Regions from separate parts of the Mus musculus genome. Here region 2 is linked to region 1. Evidence: chromatin contacts called from ENCODE Hi-C or POLR2A ChIA-PET data. All regions are on one chromosome and are shown on one strand. The core of a region is the stretch at or near the end of the contact, and the rest is flanking DNA. Distances in the headings are between cores, read along the strand shown. Region 1 overlaps Tmem229b (transmembrane protein 229B). Region 2 holds the start of Plekhh1 (pleckstrin homology domain containing, family H (with MyTH4 domain) member 1).

Region 1 (4,208 bases), core at 1,257-3,756:
GCACATGCAAGATGCATATAAGGATGTCTGCATTACTAAGTAAATGCATCTGTAGTTCGCTCCATCCCTGTTGCCCTCAGGGAGACTCTGCGACCTGGCTGTGTGTTATTTAAAGTGGCCGCACAGAGCTAGACAGTGAAGCTGGGAAGGGCGTATGTGGTATGTGTGTGTGGCGGGGTAGGGGTGTGGGGGGGTAGGGGATGCTATTTTAGAATTCAGTGGAGGGGATGGTAGAGGGTCTTGCAAATGGAGTTTCTGCTCTAGGAAGCCCAGGTGAGATCTTAAAAGGGAGAAACTGTCCTGGAAGCCTCAGTGTGAGTGAGACTAGCAAGTTCTTGAAACCTCAAAGGTTCTGGTTTTAGCCAGTAGTACGACTCACGTTTAGGGGGCTTATGGAGTGACCAGGTACATTGTGACCAGGCACATTGAAATGAGGTGTCAGAATACATTAATGACATGTAGGTATAATGCCAGAAGTTTAACCATGTCTTTTGGCCTTAGAATACAGATCACCTGATCCTGGGAAGAGAAAGAAAAAAAATGACAGAAAAGAAGGCAAAGAAGGGAGAGAATGCGCTGGGTGGGGGGCACTTTAGCAGATGATAGAAGTCCCAGTGTCGCGTTCTTATGCCTGGAGGGGCTGTCTCTTCCTCCTTCCAGGACTGCTTTCATGTCTGTTCTACTCCAATCCCCAACTAGCCCCTGTGTGTTTACAGGTATTTCTGATTAGCCTAAAGGGTGGGAGTTCAAATCTCTCTAGGGCCAGGTGGGCCATTCTGAAGGCATGGCCTTGGGGAAGAGCCAGGCTGTGCTGAGCCTGGACTCATTGAGTCATGGCTTCTCCACACTATTTTCCTCATCCTCCCATCAGTAGAAGCTGACTTGTCCTTCATGCAAATGACATAAAAGATTACTCAGCTTAATTGCACACAGTGGGGTATTAAAGGAGGCCTCTCTTTGGCCTACCAAGACAAGCCTTGAACCTCCTAAAAGGTAAGAAGCCTGTGGATTGTCAATGTTGTGACCTCACAGGACAGTTCAACCAGCACTGGAACCCGGGAGAAATAGGTGCCTTTAAGAGTTTGGGGGGTCAGAAGGATTGTGGTGGACTCTTTCCAGAGAGAATAATTTTTTTTTCATCCATGAGAGCAAAATCTTTTGAGAGAGCACTGAAGAACAGATGGGTAAACAAAGATGAGAGACAGAGCCATTCCAGGTGGAGTCGGGGGTAGAAATTCTGAACAGACTCCAAGAGGCTAGAGCATGTATGTGTTTGAGAGACAGCCAGGTATGGGCAGCCCTGATGAGACCTGGGTTGGTATAACAGACAGGGGCTACTGCTTTTTACTTTGTTCAACAAAATCTTATTAAGTACTCGTACCATGCTAGGCATTTTAAAGTAGCTTCTGGGGCCAATGAAATGGCTCAGTAGGTAAAGGCACTTGCTACCAAGCCTGATGACCGGAGTTCAAGCCCAGTGAGCCACACCGTGGGGGAGAGAGCCAACTCCTACTTATCATGTTTTAAGTCATTTCATTCCTGTTGTCTTTGCTGGTTCAGTTTTGCAGGAATCCAGTGTGCTCCTTGCCTCTCATCTTCACATTTTCAGGTCACATCTCTTAAGTATGGACCCTGCAAAGTGCCCCTCCAGTGGAGCAGAGACTCTGCAGCCCAGCCCTGGTATCATGATCTGGAGACAGTCCCCTATAACCACCTAGGGTCTCACTTATATAGGGGAGGCAATGACAGTCTCTAACACATAGGATTTGGGTAAGCGCTGAGTGAGATAATGCATGGAATGGTGTCCATTGCATGTGCTGTGTGAATGTCAGCTGTCATTATTGCTATTTCATTGTTCTCTTGGGAGGGCGGCATTCGCCTCAACTTATTCTCACCTGACTTCTGTCTTCAGGAAGGCCTTGTGATTCCTTCTTGTTTTCTGGTGCTGTCTCAGCTTAATTGTTCCTAGGAAATGTCTTGTCTGTCATTCTCAGGCTCTGAGGAGGCACATGCCTGCCCTTGGCCTCCAGCCCCGATGTAGCTCTGCACCTCCCTCGGGGTTGTTTTCTCCCTGTGCGCATGTGTGTTATTATCTGTAACAGATACACAGAGGAATAGAGTGTCACATGCATCAGCTCACCCAGCAGCCTGGCCCAGGGCAGGACTTGCCACCAGGTCTGAGTCACCCAATATCGCTGTGCCACAGGCGGGACTAGGAGTCCTCGGCTTCCTAGACTGGCTTGAGGCTCCCTTAATGAGTGTAATGGGTCCTCTGTTTCCTTTGTCAAAAGGAATGTTAATTATTTTCAGCAGTCTAATTATATGGCTAATGAGAGACTGACTGAGATAACATTGCCTTTAATTACTCTTGCCTAACTGCTGTTTGGAGCCATAATTTGAGCGTGTTGCAAGGCTGGGTGCCTGCTCAGTAGATGGAGCTGTCCAGCAAGAAGCCGAGGGAGGGGCCAGGATCGCTGAACTCATGGGTCGTCATGAAGGTGCCTGAGGTGGCTGCTGTCTGCTTTGCCAAGTGGCTGGCAGCCTTTCCTGGGTGCCATCGCTTAAATGAAATGGGCCAGATGGAATCAGGCGGAGAGCAAGCAGGGAATTCATAGTTCCACCAGTGAGCCGTCGCTCTTCCATCCATACCCTTCACCCCAGTATACCTGCCCTTCAGGCTGCTTTTGGCCAAAGTTCCTCATTCTTGGAGAACACATACTTCAAGTGCTGTCTAGAACATGGGAATACAGAGATAAGGAGCCTGTGGTCCAGAAAGCTTCCTTAAATAAATTTGCATTATACCCAGGATAAATATCGCATGTTTGTCTTCTGACCTCTACCAATGTCACAGTACTGTGGCCTTCCTGTGGTTATGGTATGGTGCCTTTCAACCTTGATTGGCAGATCCTGGGCCTATAGGTAATGTCCAGTAGCTCATAAGGAACTGTTGTCAACTTGAAGCGGCTCATTGCTATAGGAAAATCAAGTCATCTTAGACTCTCCCCCTTATATCTCTATCTTTCTTTTTTCTTTTTTTTCTAGATTTATTTATTTATTATATGTAAGTACACTGTAGCTGTCTTCAGACACACCAGAAGAGGGCGTCAGATCTCGTTACGGATGGTTGTGAGCCACCATGTGGTTGCTGGGATTTGAACTCTGGACCTTTGGAAGAGCAGTCGGGTGCTCTTACCCACTGAGCCATCTCACCAGCCCCCTATCTCTATCTTTCATGTGGGGTATGGGATGGGTAGGTACTAGTAGAGACCTTGGCCTCCAAATTTTTAGGTGTGGACTTAAGCAAGTTTCTTAACCTCTTTGAGCTTCATCTTCCTAAATAAGTTGGTTGGTCTGTGTGCATCTCATAGACTTGTGTGGAGTCAGATGAATTAGCCTACTGGAAGCTGTCTAGCACAGAAAAAAAATCAAGAAATGATTTTCAACCTTCAAAGCATTACTGATAGTCTGAGCTATAGCATGAACCAAAGGCCGACCTTATTCCTCAATAACCACAACTGTCTCCTGGTCACTTGCGTAGAAGTCACTTTACATACCATAGATAGTAACTTCTATGAAAGGTTACCCTCCCTTCATTTCAAATGCTAGCCTTGGCCACCGTGACCTCTTTCTGATTTGGTGAGAGAACACAGATACCTGCTCTGAAGGCACAAGATACCTGGGATCAACAGAATGGAACTCAGGGTTAGCAAATCTAGAGTAGTACTAGTCAATGGCATGTCCTGTGACAGCAGAAATATTCCATATCTGCTATCCAATATGGCAGACAAGGGCAATATTTAGCTTCAAGTACTTGCAATTCGGGTAGTTTACCTTAGAGATAAGTTTTCAATTTCATTCACTTTTACTTTTTGGTTTCTCGAGACAGGGTTTCTCTGTATAGCCCTGGCTGTCCTGGAACTCACTCTGTAGACCAGGCTGTCCTCGAACTCAGAAATCCACCTGCCTCTGAGTTCCAAGTGCTGGATTAAAGGCGTGCCCCACCACCACCCAGCTCACTTTTATCTATTAACACTTAAATAATCTCACATGTCCAGCGGCTACCCAATTACATGGTATATTTTTGGAATTTTGAGAAAAAAAGAATTTGTGCACTTCCTGTTCTTGGCATGTTCTTTATTCCTGGTCCACATGAGTGCTGTTTACAGGAGATGGGCAAGATTTGCTAGGTTGCTGGCAAAGGGAAGGTA
Region 2 (4,208 bases), core at 675-3,174, 42 kb before region 1:
TACTTCAGCCAACAGTAAGTGCCTATTCTTCAAATCAGACTCCAGCGTTTGGTTTTCTCTCAGGGTCTTATTATATAGCCTAGGCAGGCCTGGAACTTGCTACATAGTAGACTGTGGATCTGTGATCCCACTACCTTACCCTTCCAAGTATTTTGATTATAGGGAAGGACCACCACGCCAGGCTATATTATCAGTCTGGAACCGGCTATTAGTAGAGGGTCAGACAGGGTTAGACAGCTTATTGGTCCATCCTTAGAATACAGATGGTGGCTCAGCACCCGTACGCAGTGATGGAGGGGATTCCCACACCTAAACATCTACACGAATAAAACATTCCCCAACCTGTAAGGAACACAGATTTCAATACATATACACAGCCTTGTAGAGATAAGGAAAATAATTAGGAGAGATGAGTTGGATGTGGTGACGTGTCACCAGCACTAGACAGGCTGCTGAGGCAGGAGGGCTGTTGAGAGACTCCGAAAAGAAAGGTGGGGGAAGGAGAAAGAGACAAACAGAGAAAAGAAATTTAAAAAAGAGAAAAAAGAAAAAGAATACACCATTAAGAGTGGATTGAGAGGAACACAGTTCTCTCTACTGCTGATGACCGATTCAGTCAGAAGGGCAGCACACTGGTTTAGGCTAATTGTTCATTTCCCTAAGTTTGGGACCACAGGGTTAACAATATCACAAAACAGCTCTGAGTAGGTCCCTTAGGCAGCTAGGGGAAGGCAAAGGACAGTATCACATGTGGAATCTAGAAGGCTTACGTTTGAGTCCTGTCTCTACGTGACCTTTACAGTCTTTCACTATAACCTTGGGCAAGACACAAGTTTTCTGAGTCCCAGTTTCCTCCTTCACAGAGAAAGGTGAATGGATTGTTGAACTGAGTGGCGACTATTTGCACCGCACAGTGTCCTGAACAAGACAGTCCAGAAAGTCTGGTGCTGAGGATTGATAGCTACTACATTGGGGGTGGGGGGAAGGGTTACTTATTTCAAATAACGATCTTTCGAGCATTCTCCTGGAACCCGGAGTTTGTCAATGTCAGTAAGTTTTATGAGGCGGATTTACAGTAGAAGCTGATTGAAGATCCTGACAGGGAGGAAGTATGCTGAAGGAGCAACAGGGAGAACATTCTATTTCCACAGGGTCTCGCTACCTCTGCCACCCTCCGTGGGAGACGTATTCCTAAGATTGCTAGGACACAAAGCCCCTGATGTCACTCAGAGTCCAACCTGTGTTCTTTTCTGCTTGGCAGGACGCCGTCAGTATGAGTTCAGCTTGACTCCTAGGACTCCTAGGAGAGACATCCAGCAATCACATTAACAAGCAACCTAGGACAAGCTGCTGAGAGGAGCGGAAGGGTTGAGCGGAGAGCACCGGGTTGGAAGGAAGCCTGCACGTACATCCCGGGGCCTTCCCAGGAGCAACTGGATCAAGCCGGTCCCAAAGAGCAGGACCTACTGCGGGAGGGGCAGTCACCGCCTCCCAGTGCGGGTGTCCTGGAGCTCCTGGTTGCCTGCGCCCGTCCCACGGCTCCCAGGTAGAGAGGCACCTGCTCCAGAGTTGCCCTCCCGGCCGCGAGGAGTCAGCCCTGTCCGTCCCGCCGGACGCCCTCTCCCAGCGGCACACCCCCCGGCCCTCCCCGACCCGCCCGGCTCACCTGAGTGAGCTGCCGGGAGTCCCGCCGCGACCCCGACCGCCACGCGCGCCTCTGCCCCACAGTGGCTCTCCCCGAGTGCGGAGAGGCCCCCGGGTCTCCGCTCCCCCGCTGCAGGGGTCGCGGTGGGCGTGGCGGGCCGAGGTCGGAGCCTGGAAGGTCCCCGGAGCTCCGCACAAAGCCCGCCCCAGCGCTGGGAGCAGCGCCGCGCCGGCTGTGTCCGCACCGCGCTCGCTCGGCGGGCAGCTCGCGGCCAGGCACAGGAAATGACCTCAGCAGCCGCAGCCTCCCACCGCGGGGCGCGGCCGGGGCCGCCTGGAGGGCTGGCTGCGCGCTGCGACCCCCAGACAGCGTGGGATCCCCGGCGGGATGCTCACCAGACTGGACCCTCCCTCCGCGGAAGGAGGTCCCAGCGAGTGTCTAGCCACCTGTAGGAAAGTCCCACCTGGTTACTGGGAGCGAGCAGTCTGCACAACTGATTTGGAGTTGAGAGAGAGAGAAGGGGGAGCGAGTCACTACAGCTCTAGGAGAACCTGTTTGTTTGTGTTTGTCTTGCTTATTTTAAAGGCGACAGCCAGGGAGCCAGAAGGGCAAGGAGCCCTGGTTTGCAATACCTAACTCACACAATAACAATTATACACCCAGAGGGAGTGGGACACTAGATGTTTGGTTAGGGGACTAGATGTTTGGTTAGGGGATGGGGCTGAGGAAGATGCAAATGAAATGTAGTTAGGAAGGAGCTTCTTCTAAGTGGGCGGCGGAACTCATGAAGGAGGTCCTGGGTTTAATTCCCAGCACACAAAATGAATGAAAGAAAGAAAGAAAGAAAGAAAGAAAGAAAGAAAGAAAGAAAGAAAGGAAGGAAGGAAGGAAGGAAGGAAGGAAGGAAGGAAGGAAGGAAGGAAGGAAGGAAGGAAGGAAAGAAAAGGGGAGGGGAGGGGAGGGGAGGGGAAAACAAAAGCTGCCTTTCCCAATTCCATAAACTGAACAGAAACAAAACACCCCGGGGCCTAGAATATTCACTCCAAGCACTCACCGAGAAAAATCCCCAGCCCCACCCCAGGTTTAAATCTGAATCTGGGGGTGGGAAGGGAGAGGGGAATTGCCCACGGAGCAAACCTCCTTAGGCATTCTCATGCACGGTTTTGAAAGCTCAGGAACTAAGGAAGGCAGTTAAATTGGGTGGGTGGGACTCCAAGTGACTTTATAGGCAAGACCTCTGGGTTTTGTGAAGGGGTGACACTTCCATACACTTTGAATAGGCAATCTTGAGCATGATATGAATTTCAAATTCAGAGGGCTAATAGTGGACACTAAGACTTTATCCGTTTTTGGCAGATCACCCCTACCCAAATGCAACTATTGTCATTATATATATTATGTATATGCATATTCATATATGTATTTATATGCATCTGTCTATATCCATATATATATGTATTTACAAACACCTTTTTTTTTAATTAATTAATTTATTTATTTATTTATTTTTTTTGAGACAGGGTTTCTCTGTGTAGCCCTGGCTGTCCTGGAACTCACTTTGTAGACCAGGCTGGCCTCGAACTCAGAAATCCGCCTGCCTCTGCCTCCCAAGTGCTGGGATTAAAGGCGTGCGCCACCACGCCCGGCTACAAACACCTTTTAATGCTAATTAAGCAGCCCTTCTTTTCACTCCCTCCCCGCCCCCCTTGAGATAGGATCACAGCAAGTATCTCCCTGGCTGATCTGTAACCCACCTTGTAGATCAGCCTGGCCTTGAACTCACAGAGGTCTGTTGGCCTCTACCTCCAGAATGCCAGGACTAATGATGTATGCCACCACACCCAGCTTGCTTTTTATTCTTGACATTATTAATTTGTTGACGCTAAGTGTGATGTATTAAAAACCTTACATTTGTAATAACAAATAGTTGAATTTTAGATGGTTAGCTTGTTGTTACTAGTGACCAGACACTGAAGGATAGAGCTCCAGAGGTGAGAAGAATGTCACCATGTGCCTTGGCTTCAAGGATACCTTAGGGTACCTTTGGGAGGTGAGGATAAAATTCAGTCTGGACCAATTTGGATCCTTGGTGGTGGCAGAGTTCTCCTATTAGCAGCAATGGAACATGAGCAGAGGCCATTGACAAATGGCCTCTTATCAATTCCTAAGGGTGAGATACTTTAAATGGCTGAGGCCAAATCAGCTAACTGCTCATGTACCAGCAAGCAGGCACAAAATAGTCACCTACCCTACTTAAAGGCAGGTCAATAGTTGGGCTTATCTGATTCATTCAAAGGCAGCAGGGCCCAGATAGTCTTCCTGGCTGATTCTGTGTCATGAAACCACTTATTTCACTGAGGAAAGAGTATTTCCTCTCAAGCACATTAAGACCTAGCTAGTGTTGGGCATATATTTTGATGGCCTTGGAAGTGCTTATCTAACCAAGCTCTGAAGTACAGATTCATGACTAGACCATTTCAAATGCCAACCTCACTTCTGGGGTAGAGGAGTCTGTTTGTATACACACACTAGAAAGCTGAGGCTGGAGTGTTAGCCAAGTCCA

Evidence for each region. A loop is a pair of places that touch in the nucleus more often than their neighbours do. ChIA-PET counts read pairs that join two places held with the same protein, here RNA polymerase II (POLR2A).
Region 2: a loop to region 1 is called in a map of heart, with 2.0 times the contacts of the local background. The contact joins the promoter of Plekhh1 here to the enhancer-like site in region 1. A Hi-C loop is called at or near these places in 1 of 37 maps with a recorded cell type or tissue (heart). POLR2A ChIA-PET finds 5 or more read pairs at or near these places in 3 of 5 experiments (Patski and embryonic stem cell).

What each region holds. Positions count from the first base shown.
Region 1 is chr12:78,985,946-78,990,153 of GRCm38, reverse strand. The region is part of intron 1 of Tmem229b (transmembrane protein 229B); the gene reads left to right. Among named protein-coding and RNA genes, the nearest start is that of Tmem229b, 19 kb to the left of the region's middle. Within about 2 kb of position 2,506, at least 1 of the 3 ENCODE cell types and tissues checked has a DNase peak (open chromatin) inside an H3K27ac peak, as active enhancers do.
Region 2 is chr12:79,026,879-79,031,086 of GRCm38, reverse strand. Plekhh1 (pleckstrin homology domain containing, family H (with MyTH4 domain) member 1) reads right to left here and starts at 1,924. Exons shown (of 29, transcript NM_181073.3): 1 at 1,667-1,924.